2 separate regions of the Homo sapiens genome follow, and region 2 is linked to region 1. The links are chromatin contacts, found by Hi-C or POLR2A ChIA-PET in ENCODE. All regions are on one chromosome and are shown on one strand. Each heading gives the region's core, a stretch centred on a gene start or an enhancer-like site at or near the end of the contact. The rest is flanking DNA. Distances are from core to core; before and after follow the strand shown. Region 1 overlaps LINC01483 (long intergenic non-protein coding RNA 1483). Region 2 holds the start of LINC01497 (long intergenic non-protein coding RNA 1497).

The links. A loop is a pair of places that touch in the nucleus more often than their neighbours do. ChIA-PET counts read pairs that join two places held with the same protein, here RNA polymerase II (POLR2A). Pooled maps may share reads with other maps.
Region 2: a loop to region 1 is called in a map of IMR-90, with 3 times the contacts of the local background. The contact joins the promoter of LINC01497 here to the enhancer-like site in region 1. A Hi-C loop is called at or near these places in 4 of 168 maps with a recorded cell type or tissue (IMR-90, PC-3, mammary epithelial cell and 1 more) and 5 of 50 pooled maps. POLR2A ChIA-PET finds 5 or more read pairs at or near these places in 1 of 52 experiments (Panc1).

The regions. Positions count from the first base shown.
Region 1 is chr17:69,605,026-69,611,621 of GRCh38, forward strand. The region is part of intron 2 of LINC01483 (long intergenic non-protein coding RNA 1483); the gene reads left to right. Among named protein-coding and RNA genes, the nearest start is that of LINC01483, 14 kb to the left of the region's middle. RefSeq lists enhancers at 1,913-3,112, 2,188-2,457. Within about 2 kb of position 4,091, at least 8 of the 41 ENCODE cell types and tissues checked have a DNase peak (open chromatin) inside an H3K27ac peak, as active enhancers do; they include IMR-90, PC-3 and mammary epithelial cell, where a contact is called at or near this core.
Region 2 is chr17:69,958,766-69,965,511 of GRCh38, forward strand. It overlaps LINC01497 (long intergenic non-protein coding RNA 1497), which reads left to right and starts at 2,942. Exons shown (of 5, transcript NR_110875.1): 1 at 2,942-3,072; 2 at 5,617-5,787.

The DNA of each region.
Region 1 (6,596 bases), core at 2,841-5,340:
TGAGATCTTCATGTGAATTATTTTGAGAATTCCAAAGACTCCAAACTCAATTCAAAGAAACATGATGGAAATTTCATGGGCTTTTAATTGGACTTTCATCTTTGCTTCCTTTGTCAGTAAAGAATGACTGTCCTGGAACTTGAGGTTGTTGCTAGACCCCCTTCTTAAAAAACAAACAAAAAAAACCTAAAGGTTCTATAGTTAAAGCCTCTTGGGAGGGGAAGAAGACTCACTCAGTACACAGAATGATAAAATTTTACTTGCCGAGGTAACATACATGACTTTGGACAGGTTTAAGCTCCTTTTTCATTGGAAGGAAGAGAACTTTTAGGCTTGCAGGTGCTATTTCTTTCTTCTTCCAATTTCTACAACTGGAAACTAGTCATTGTAGGGTTTTCCTTAAATAAGTCCAAGTCTACAGGAGGCAGCAGGGAGTCTATTCCACTGAAGCCTTCCTATGAGGATTGAACAGCTTCTAATTTCTTGATCATTCTAATCATCATAACCATCTGGAAGATTTCGTCATTAAACTAATAGTTGGTAATCATATTGTCCTGGCTTTCAAAATAAAACAAAACGATAAGGGCTTCTAGACAATCCAAGCAGGCTATTTGTCGAACTGCTCTATTTATCTGTGTCGATTTCATTTATATATTTCAAACACCCACTGCCTCTAAAGTATACCGAATCATGCCCTCAAGCAATTGGTCTCATCTACAAAGAATGAGCCTGACCCATGATTCTGTGCTCCTCTGTTTCTCACATTATAGTCATAAGTTAGCCCAAAGAGAGAAGCATATGATTCTTTGGATGAGATCTCTGTTATCTTTTAAGGAGATAAGAATCATAAACTCCATTCAAAGGTGACATCAGAACAATGAAGGACATTCTGAGACAGAGCGAATGACCTCATGACATTTTCCCTAGATTTTCTAACTTTTCTTCTGTTTAGTAATCAATCATTCACTGACTCTAAATGTATGGGAGGTAAAAGTTTTTCTTTACTTTCTTATATTCTGAGGGTGGGCCTGCAAGTTAAACTGACAAAGATAGATGAATGGAAGAAAATTGTACACATTGTATGTGATGTTAATATTCTTATGTGGGCAGGGTTTTCATAGAAAAGAGGTGAAAACCCCCCAAAAAGCAGGTAAACTGGAGGGCATCTATAACATTTTAGCAAAGGATGATAACCTGGGGAGAAGCGACTATGACAGAGGAAAGAGGGTTTGGGCTTCCAGGGGTGGTGAATGGTGGGAAGGTAAATTTATGAGGAAAAGCAATAATAAACAAGAGTTATTTACTAAAGTTTGCTTACACAGCACATCTTGGTGCTATCTCCATCTCCTGATAAGGGTTGTTCTCCTCTTTCTAATAGGGGAGGGTGGGGGACACCTTTGTTTAGCCTAAAGCTAAGGTTTCGCCATATACAGTGAACTGTAACTCAAGGGGCTGTGGAAATATAGACTGTAACCTATTCTTGAAACAAGTAGCCAAGTTTTAGCCAATCACAGCAGCTGAGTTTCAGCCAATCACAGGCAGCCAACTGTCTAAACTGCGTTTAAATAAGGCAGATGCTGAGCTGTAACCAATCCAGCTGTTTCTGTACCTCACTTCTATTTTTTGAACCTCACTTTCCATTTCCTGTCGATTAATGTTATCTGACCATGTGGCAGCCCAAGAGTCGCTGGGAACCTATTTTGCTTCTGGGAGCTGCTTGATTCATGAGCTTAATTAAATTGTTAAATCTAATTTGTCTAAAGTTTTTCTTTTAACACCTTCACGAGGGGAAGTTTATGCCCTGCTTTAAGCAGAGGGGGACGGCAGAGCTCTTCTGTGTCTGCTTTTTCTCAATTGCCCCCAGCTCAAAATAATTCTTATGCCGGCATATTTTGGGGTGACATATTCTGATCTCCTTCATTGGGAAGCAGTCCCTGAGTGTGAGCCTAGCAAAGACTCTCTTCTTAGAAATCCTCCCTAATTTGAAACATAGTGGTTAAAATTCAGAAGCTGGGTCTCTGTGCACGTTATCTAACTGCTTGGCACACAAAGGTTTGTCAAATAAAAGACAGGCAGGTGATGAATGCATTGAGAATTGTTGTCAATCCTACCTAAAGTTCCACAGACTTAGAGAACATGTCTTTCTACCTGACAACCATTCAGAGCAGTTTGGCTGTTCCAACTCGCGTCCTCAATTTCATCATTCAAAATCTGTGAGACCGATACTGAGCTCTCATGGAAGACTGGCTCATTTAATTGAACAATTTGGAAAACTGTTGAGTTGAGGAAATGTATACAGAAGCTAGGTGGCGCTGGCGGCCACAGGCTGCACAAGATAATCCTCTGCATGTCAGAACATGCCCTGTGCCCAAAGGACACAGCTGTGAAACCTTTCTGAAGAGTTTAGTATCAGATACAGGGAGAATGATTTGAAACAAAAGAGAAATACAGAAATTCCACAGCATCACTTTCAGACTGTCCAACATTACCCATTCCTTCTGACATAAACATGAAAACCCATAAAGCACAATTTGTATTTATCTATTTTCTAAATAAACTCCTCCTGGTCATTTGCTTTTTGAATATTCTGTTTGGTCTCTTTGGTTTTGCAATCACCACTGACTTGGAGCTCCACAGAAAAACCAGAAGTTCCAAAATAGCAATCGGAAGAGAACTTGGTTTCAGTCCCTTTTCCATTAATGCCTATTTTCCACAACCACATAACCTGTGCATTTGGAATATTTTCCCAATAGCACTGGCTTTCATAAGCTGTAGTGACTGTCAGGAAATAAAACTGCTTTGGTGGAAAGACCAGAATTATATAGCTGAGAACACAGGAATGTTAAACCAGCCTTCGAAGTCTTGCAGAATAGGAGAGAACAAAAGTGGGCTGTGTCAGTGAGGCAGGTTTAATAGAAATAGAACATTTATGAATTTCTAGTCACATCTTCTGACCAGATAATCTTCTACAGAGTCATTTAGCTTATGTATGGGAGATACGAATCTTACAAGTGGAAGATGACCATGCCTAAGTCAGAATATAATAGTCTGACAAAATTTTCTGCTTTATGTATGCTTATGGAACTTGTTTTATATATAGACATATCACATTTATATAGTCATTTAATAAATTTCATTCATTGAAAATAATACAAATGCATTACAATGAAAACAATCATTAGGTACGTACTTTTGGTTAATATTTCCAACTGTCCTGAAAGATGTGGTATAAATATATCTGTAATCCCTAGGGGTTTATTGCACAAGAAAAAAAGCAGAGCACACTGTTGATTTTTTTTTTTTTTGAGACATATTGGCTGGTAAAATGTTGATACTAATTAATTCTGAAGTGGAAACAGGCTTACAGGCTGGCAGACGGGTTATAAAATTTTTTTTTTTCCATTGGTCTCAGAATTGCTAGAATCTTTGTTTCAGCACCAGTAGCTCTGGTTTAGGTTAATATTTCTGCCTCCACTCAATACCATGTTATACACCCTCTTGCCTACTGTCAAAGGAGTTTGTTGAAGATAGTTTCTTTACCTGAGAAAGAATACCATTCTCCTTTACTCCTCTTTTACCATGTCTCCTCTTCTACCTGACCAGTGTACATATTTGTCAACTCTTTTTCCAACCTGTTAGCATGTTACTGATGGAGGGCTTCACGGAAGAAGCATGGAGTTGAGAATTTCAACTTTTACTTCTGTTACAGGAGTGGCCTTCAGCCTCACTTAGATAGAAAGGGCCACAATAAACTCAGAGGAGTAATAGGCTCAGAAATGGTGGACAACATACTCATCTTATTTATCACTGGGTTTCTGGCCCTTGATGCAGTACTTGGTATTTAGTCAGTGCTCCTTGCTAAGCTGCTTGTTTGTGTCTGCTTCCACATTCCAAAGATATGAGGATATGAGTTTGAATAGAGTATGAGATAGTTAACAAATATGAAACCAGTGGTATTGAGCACCAACAACATACAGAGCTGTATTAGAAACTGAGAATTGCAAAAAATGATATATTTGTCCATGTTTCCCAAGAGGTTACCTATTAATACATAACTACATATTTGTAAGAAGACATTATAGCATATTGCCTGTGAACCATCTGCCTCAGCTTCTAGTTGTTTCCTCTGATTCAGCTAGCCAAATGCCACAAGAAACCACAAAGCCAATTTGTGTTCTTGGATAACTGCGTGCAACACCCATTAGCTTTCTATGGGCAGGATTTGGCGCAGAGAACTCATCTGTTGCCAGTGCTCAAAAGAAAGTCAGGATTAAATAAACCTATTTCTGTATTCTTACAGGCGTGCCTATGAATCCATGAGGCTACAGTCACGATGGCATACTTGGCAAGCTCAGGGCACTGTTATCTTTTGAATTAATTTTGTGACCTGTTATAAATGCAAGTTCCCTTACTGTGTTTCAAAGGCTTTTTGCTCCCTATTCCAATGTCACAAGTTTTCTTCTATGACAAAGATCGTGTTAGCTTAATTTTTTTGCTACATTGTGATTTTTTTTGATATTGCATTATAGCTCCTTCCCCTTTTGGCATACATGCATTCATAGCTAAATTATGGAGTGACTGGGGTTTCCTTCCCTTGGCATGATTTACCTCTGGTCAGATTATTCCTTGTTGTGGGGGACTGTCTTGTGCATTGTAGGGTATTTAGTAGCATCCCTGGCCCTTGCCACTAGATGCCGCTAGAATTTCCTGCCCCTAAAATGTCTCCAGAATTTGCTAAATGTTGGGATAGGGAAGGATTGCCACCTGTCGAGGACCACTGATTTATATTAATGTAACTTTTCTGCATAAAACCATTAAATACCATTACTCAAGGGATATAAGCTGGCTAATGATTTTCTCTGCGGCATTTAGCAAAAAATCCATCTGGTGAAAATACCAGTGAAGAGGAACAGAAACAATTGTAAATCTTCAAAAATCATTCCTTGAGCAAGAAAATGCCTTGGGCTAGCCACTGCCTTCCCCATTCACCCTGACCCCCACCCCAAATACAACATTTTATTTTTAACCATCTAAGTAAGGCTGATGTTGCTGATGGATAACAGCTGCTGTATTAGTCTGTTCTCACACTGCTATGAAGAAATACCCAAGACTGGGTAATTTATAAAGAAAAGAGGTTTAATTGACTCAGTTCTGCATGGCTGCGGAGGCCTCAGGAATCTTACAATCATGGTGGAAGGCATCTCTTCACAGGGTGGCAGCAGAGAGAATGAATGCAAGCAGGGGAAATGCCAGATGCTTATAAAACCATCGGATCTCTTGAGACTCACTCATTATCACGAGAACAGCATGGGAGAAACTGCCACCATGATCCGATTCCCTCCACCTGGTCCCACCCTTGACACATGAGGATTATTACAATTCAAAGTGAGATTTGGGCGGGGACACAGAGCCAAACCATATCAGCTGCAGAGATCTCTGGGTGGAGTGTTATGTGAGTGAGCTTGCTACAGATTGGAGTGAGCCACTGAACTGTTAGGGGCATTTTTCTGATTAGAATTGCATTCTGCTATCTTTGAGTTTCTGCTGAGGTTGCTTGTCATTACATTGGCAGGCAGATAGAAACTATGAGATATGCTATTGTAAATGCATTATTTTCTCTATTATTTATAGCTGTGAGTAGGTAGTGATATAGGTGGTAAGAAAGCAACATCACAGATTTGATATGGTTTGGATTTGTGTCCCTGCCCAAATCTCCTGTTAAATTGTAATCCCCAATATTGGAAGTGGGGCCTGGTGGGAGGTGACTGGATCATGGAGGTGGAATTCTCATGAATGCTTTAGTATCATCCCCTCTTGGTACTGTGTCGTAAGTTCTCACAAGATCTGGTTGTTTAAAAGTATGTGGCACCTCCCCCGTCCCTCTCTCTCTTGCTCCTGCTCTGGACATATGAAGTGCTGGCTTCCCCTTTGCCTTCCACCATGATTGTAAGTTTCCTGAGGCCTCCCTAGAAACCAAGCAGATGCTGTCATTCTTCCTGTACAGCCTGCAGAATTGTGAGCCAATGAAACCTCTTTTCTTTATAAATTACTCAGTCTCAGGCCTTTCTTTCTTTCTTATTTCTTTTTTTTTGTTTGTTTTTGAGACAGAGTCTGGCTCTGTCACCCAGGCTGGAGTACAGTGGTGTGATCTTGGCTCTTTGCAACCTTCACCTCCCAGGCTCAAGCCAACCTCCCACCTCAGCCTCTAGAGTAGCTGGAATCACAGGTGTGTACCACCACGCGTGACTAATTTCTGTATTTTTTGTAGAGACAGGGTTTCACCCTGGTCTCAAACTTCTGAGCTCAGGCGATCTACCTGCTTCAGCCTCCCAAACCGCTGGGATTACAGGTGTGAGCCACCATGCCCAGCCTAGGTATTTCTTGATAGGAGCGTGAGAACAGACTAATACAAGATTGAAAGGAGGAAGGCCAAGGCAGGTGCTAGTAGTTAGATATATATAAGTGCAGTCGAGAATCAGGAATAAAGCCTTGCCAACTGCCCTCTCAGTAGTTTAAAACCTTCAGAAATCTAAATTTAGCAGTTTTATAGGTGATTACTAAGAATTTGTCTCTGCCAGCCAAAGTCAAGAAAGCAA
Region 2 (6,746 bases), core at 1,692-4,191, 350 kb after region 1:
GGTAGAGTAGGGATAGCCAGAAGCTGGAGCGAGGGGGAACTAGGGAGTGACTGCTCATGGATATGTTTTTTTTCTTGAGGTGATTAAAAATGTTCTGAAATTAGGTTGTAATGATGGTTGTGTGGCTTTTGCAAGTGTTTAAAAAGTCATATATTCTCCACTTTAAAAACAGTTCCCACTTAACCTTTTCATATGTGTTTAGATATAGCTTGTTCATTGGTTGTCCTTATTTATGCTCTGTTTTGATTTAGTATTGGCCCATGTTTTATGCTTTATGTCCTCCTCAGATTAGCAATCTTGTTTTGTATCACAGTTTTGATGGTGGCCTTGCTCCAGGATACTACTTCAGGTCTTGTTGCTATTATTTCTACTATGGATAACAAGAGCCCCATCCTAGCAGATAGGACACTGCCCTCCTGAAACTATTCTCCACCTGGCTCCAAGCCTGAGGGGGCAAGGGAATTATGCAGATACATTCAATCAGAGTCATGAAAATCAATTAGGCAGCATTTTAGACGGGTTATAAATTGCTAAGGCTTAACTTAGAATGGGGTAGGATTGAGAATGAAAAAGAAAGGAAAGAGATCTTGTGCAAGAATGGGCAGGGTGTTGTTTCAGATTACACCTGGAATAGAGTCAGAGTAACCAAAGATAAATCACATTTTAATTCCCAAGTGACACAACTTTTTGTCACAGTTCCTTGGAATTTCTACTGGAGGGTTATATATTATGATATAACACTTTACACAGTGCTTGGTATACAGTAAATCTAGGTAATGGTTTTGGCAAGGATTTTATGTTTATGTTTTGTTTTTACTTCTTCCCAGGAGACTCCTGCTTTCAAGTCAGTTCATTAATCATTATCATTCTCATCTACAGGAGGTAGGAATTAGTATCCTCATTTTGTAAATGAGACTACTGAAGATGAATGAGATTAAATGATTTGCCCAAGGCCTCCATGTTGGACTGTGATTTTGTAAAAAGGCAGAGCAAATTCTGTTAGTTCTACATAGGAGATGGGAGATCACAGCAGGTTGATAGAATCTAGAAGGGGCAAAATGGAGATGAGAACTTAGAAGTAGAAATGGAAACAATGAAGATGTCAAGAAAGGCAAAGTCAAGACAGGTGAGAGCAAGACCCAGCTTTGGGGATTTGGATTGGCAGGGCCAACCCTGCAAACCAGCTCAGCCAGAAGAGGGGCAAGGCACCTTCATTATGGGTCAATGCTTTGGAGTTTGAAGGGGGAAAGTGGAGAGTCCCTGGGAACCTAAGCAACCCAGGAAGAAGAGGGTCAACGATAGCAGATCTCATGGAAAAAGTATTTATGGAAGTATGTTTTTTACCTACTGCCATTGTGAATTGTCTGACAGTTTCACCATGAGGTACAGAGCAGCAGGAAGGCTACTCAGAATCAATCTCATTTCTAGGGTGAAGACTCTTGTATGTCCTGATGGGATGACTTTCATAGAAGAACAGCCTGCAGATAATAATGGGTTACAATAAACTTACTGCTCCTGAAAGAACCAGCAACTAGTTTGTCCTAAAACCAATCTTCCCTTCTGATAAGTCCCAATGCCATGTAACCATTGGATACTTATCATTTGTTATATAATGAGTTACGTTTTCATATATTTATGCTAACTCTCTAACTTGACTATATATTCTACCAAGATAGAAGTAAATATTCCTTCCTCATTTTCCTATGGATATAAATTTATACATTGTACCTATTTAATCAAATACTTGACTGGTTGGATGCCTGCATCAAATGCAGACATGACTCCCCCCAAAATGGGCTTTGTAGGAGCCTATGTGGCAAAGATTAGGGTTCCTGGGAAGCCGAATCTGAGATGAAATTAAGAGCTCGTTATGTTAATTAAGGTGCATCCTTGGATTCAACACCTCTCGAGTTAGGGGAAGGAAGCAGACAGGGCAGAGAAAGAAGTTGAGCTTCCACGGAGACCCATCACAGCTTCAGGGAATCTCATAGAGATTTCTAGAGCTAGAATGACCCTTCAGCATTTTCTCAGGTTGATTTGCAATGAACAGGCCCTTACACTCCCTCCTTGATCAGTTTTTGGATGTGGGCTCCCTGCAAAGGGATGTGTCCTTGGGCAAGGCTGCTCTCTGTAACAGAGGCAATCCTTGGAAGGGCAGCCAGCTTATGGCCATCTGCCAACAGCTGAAGAGCAACAAGTTCTTCAGTGAAGGAAGGCCTGGCCAGTGCAGCACTGGGCTCATTTATATTAGGTAACTCCAGGTAAATGTAAGTGCATTTCTTAGAGGTGGGATGAGGTACTTTGAAGTACCTCACTGAGTTTAAAGGCAAAGGTATTGATACCCACAGTTATATTCATTATTTCTGGTTGAGTTCAATTACACTGAATTTGAGATGGCAGTTTGAAAATTTACTGTCAGTAACTACCAAAAAAAAAAAAAAAGAAAGAGCAGAGCATTGTCTTCGCGATTATGCTGGGACACTTTCAGAGTAAGTCCCCAAGATACAAGGTCCAAAAAAAATACTGATGTGGTACTCAATTGTGGTTCTTTGTAGTCTCTTTCTAAGAGAACTTCAGCTGCATGTTGGATGGAAAACAATATGAAACAAGGGAGAGAGAGAAGAAACAGAGTTTGTTAATATTCTCTGCTAGATTCTGCAGAGGAATCACTTTATTTTGCAGTTGCAACTAGCTTAAGTTATGTAGCTAGAAGTTATGTAGCTAGAAAGCTGACTTGCACACTTAAAGCTAATGAAGAGAAATGCAGGTTTTCCGGGGTAGGTTCTTGGCACTTCTCTGCAAATAGGTAAAAGGGAATGGCAGATATTCAAGCTTAGGGAGCAAGCAGCAAGGACAGAGCCTTCCCCGTCTCTGTGTGTTGAAGTCAGCAGATAGCACACCTGCTGCTGCGTGAGTTCCTTCTGCCAAGCAGAGCAGCACAGCTGCAAGACACCCTGCTTCTGGCTCTGAGCTTTGCTTGTCTTCAGGGATGGAGCCCCTCCCAAGGCAAGTTCAACTGGGTTCTTTGGCAGCCGAAGTCTACACGGACCCTGCAGGGAGCGGTGGAGAAAAGTGAGTTTGACATGCTTGGAAATATTTAGATCTTGGATGTAAACTTCAAGGAAAATATTTACTCTGTTTGTTTTAATACCACAGAGGTTTGGATCCCGGGAATCTTCAGAGTACAAAAGGCTCTTGCCAAGGCACCAATTTAACAATTTGGTCAGTGACAAAAGGGCATCCTGTTTAACTAGTCTGAATTTAAATAGCATGTTTCCAATGTATTAGCATGTCTGTCTCATCTGTTTACAGAACTGTTTTCTTTAACCCCTGAATTTTGTGTTTGGTTTATGAATTTGCACAGAATCAAATACAGTTTTTTAATAGAAAGCAAGCAAAAAAGCGGATCATCACATAGTTGAAAGAGTTGCTACCCGGGCATTGACAATAAACTTCCCACGATTACTTGACCATTCAGAGCAACCAGATCCTTGTAGAAGGCTACAAGCTCTCTTTACTCATGGCTCTTGGTGAAAAATTCCTTACTGTCTCTTTGCTGGTGCTGAGAAATACTGCAGAATGCTAAAGGACTGTCCAATTATATTTTTGGCGAGTGAATTATGATAAAAGAGAAGCCTTTTGTAAATGTGACTTGAAAAGTGGCGTATTTTGTGTCCTCTCTTTGTGTTTTATGCAGAATCCCTACTGCAGGACACAACTTTCAGGACTCACACTGATTTCCCTTTAGTTTTCTGTTTTTGTTAGTCTGCAGCAGAGTGGGAAATAGTTACTGTAAAGGGAAGTCTTAAGAAAACATATCAGTTATGTGCACAATATGTGTACATATATGGAGGAAAAATAGACAAAAAAAGGAAACTGGCATCACAATGCTCTCTCTAAGGGCCTATAAGGGATGAACTGGGACTCCTTCCTGCCTTCGGATAGCACATCAGGCAGAGAAAATGTTAACCATTTTTCAACTCTCAGAAAAGCAGATTTCATGATGTCATACAATGTCCTATTCCACTGTCAGATTGCTTCCCCACTTTGGCAATTAAAAATAATTACACTTTTTTTTTTTTTTTTTTTGCTGTACTGCCAAGCCAATTTCTCCTATACAATTGTTTTTAGACATGGCGAATGAACAGCTGCTTTTCAATTATTGGACACAGTTGTATTTCAATTCTCTTTTAACAGCTGTGAAACAGAATTCCTATTCAGAATTTTATAACAGTAAACCACACAAAAAGACTACTGTTGTCTCTCTGCTAATGGAGATTTTGTGTCCCACTTCTTTTTCAGTACCATTTCCCAGATGCTGTCTATTATCTTTCCTCCATCTTTGCTTGACTGTTACTACCATGTGTATGATTCCAACCAAGTCTGATGTCTGCTGATTAAACTTTCTTTACAATACCTTGGTCATTTTTTCCCTCCGTCAGAAGAGAAAGTTATCCCACTTCTCCTAACCAGTTGACAATTAAGTGAAGAAAGAATTTTAATACCTAAATGGTCATTCTGTCACTACCCACTATTGTCACATTTCTTCTTAGTTGGATATCAGTCATAAGAACAATTAGAGTGGGAAAAAGTCAAACATGTAAAAATTTATATTTGCTAATAAACTAATTTGCGTGGGAGCCATTAGAGAAATATAGACTCATCTGCTTTACAGCAGCTTAGAACAGACAGAGATCTACCAGGCCAGTTAGTATAACTCTAATGCCTTTCATCTTGGAGAAAGGAAAACAAGCTAGAGTGGTTAAGTAATTTTTGTTTTCAGATAAACCATCTCTGTTGTAGCTTAGATATCCTAGAGCTCAATTCCCCAGTTTTAGTAGCTTCCTTATTCTGTTTTTTGGTGTGTTTTTTTTGGACGGAGTCTCGCTCTTGTTGCCCAGGCTGGAGTGCAATGGCTCATCTCAGCTCACTGCAACCTCTGCCTCCTGGGTTGAAGGTTCAGGTGATTCTCCTGCCTCACCCTCCTGAGTAGCCGGGATTACAGGCAAGTGCCACCACTCCTAGCTAATTTTTTTTTTTTTTTTTTTTTTTTAGTAGAGACGGGGTTTCTCCATGTTGGTCAGGCTCGTCTCAAACTCCCAACCTCAGGTGATCCACCCGCCTCGGCCTCCAGAAGTGCTGGGATTACAAGCGTGAGCCACTGCGCCCAGCCATCTTCCTTACTCTTTAACAAATGGTAATCTAAAATCAGAGAAAGCATGGTTCTGAAACATTGGAAGGTAAAGTAAGAGAACTATATGTTGCCATTTAGCTGTAATAATAATTCTCCTAGTCTCTAGGCCAGACTGAATTTCCATCTGGTAGAGATTTATGCATTAACTGTAATACTTGATTTCCCCTTGAAGTTCAAATCTCTTTGGGAGGTATTAATTTTATCTTATTTAGGCATTTATACAGAGTATGAACTAACAATCTGAGAGTATGTTTTGATAGGCTGAAAGGAGGAGATGCATGAGGGATTTATACAATGCCATTTAATTTAAACTTATAAATGTAATGTTAATGGCTGTGTATTAGTTTTCTATTGCTGCTGTAGCAAATTACCACAAACTTAGAGGCTTAAATAATACAAATTTATTATCTTCTTGCTCTTAGGTTAGATGTCTGAAGTGTTTTTCATTGGACCAAAATCAAGGTGTTGGCTGGGCTACCTTCCCTTCTGGAGACTCTAAGGAAGAATCCATTTCCTTGTCTTTTCCAGATCCTAGAGGCTACCTGCATTCCTTGGCTTTTATCCCCAATCTTCCATCTTCGGAGCCAGCAACAGTGAGTTGAGTCCTGATATGGCATCACTGTGATCTCCTCTGCTGCTCCTTCTTCCATTTTTAAGGGCCGTGTAATTACATCGAGCCTACGTGGATAACCCAGGATAACCCCTCTCTTCTAATATCAGCTGTCAAGCAACCTAAATTCCATTACAACCTTAATTTCCCCCATTCAGCCATATAACTTAATATATTCACAAGTTCCAAAGATAAGGAAGTGGACATCTTTGAGGGTGTGTCATCATTCTGCTTAACATGGAGTGTAAGAGAAAAGCTACAAATATCAATGACTTAACTAAATAATAAGTTTATCTCTTATTAACATTGGGAGTTTCTGGTAGAGCAATCCTCTAAGTGACTATTCAGGGACTTAGGCTCCTTTCATCTTCTGCATCTGCCTTCCTACTGAGCTTGAAAGCCTTCCCTGTCCGGTTAATACATGAAGAAACAGAGAGAGGCTTTTGTGTGTGTGGTTTTATGCACCAGGCTTGGAGGCAGTGAAAATTATTTCTACCTATATTTTCATTGACAATACTCAGTTATGTGGCTATACCTAAGTACAGTGGAAGTTAGGAAATATAGTCTATCTATGTGCTTGGGACATGAAGAAAATACATTTGATGAAGAGCTAGTCAGTCTGTGCCAATTCTGTCCATTTGTTCACCAAACATCTATTCCATTTTTCCTGCCACACATGGAACACACGGGTGTCCTTTCTGAAGGTGGAAAACTAAAGGTCCCAACAAGTCATTGCAGAAAACTTAAAGTCCAGCATCCTTGAGTGATGCTCATCTCTCTAGACCAGAATTGAAGTGGCTTCTTTGAGCCTACAAATGATATATATTTATACACACACACACACACACACACACACATGCAAACAAACACACACATGCATACATATACCATGCAGGGAAGATACATAGATACGGGAAAACATTTTAGACACCTGTTTGGTAA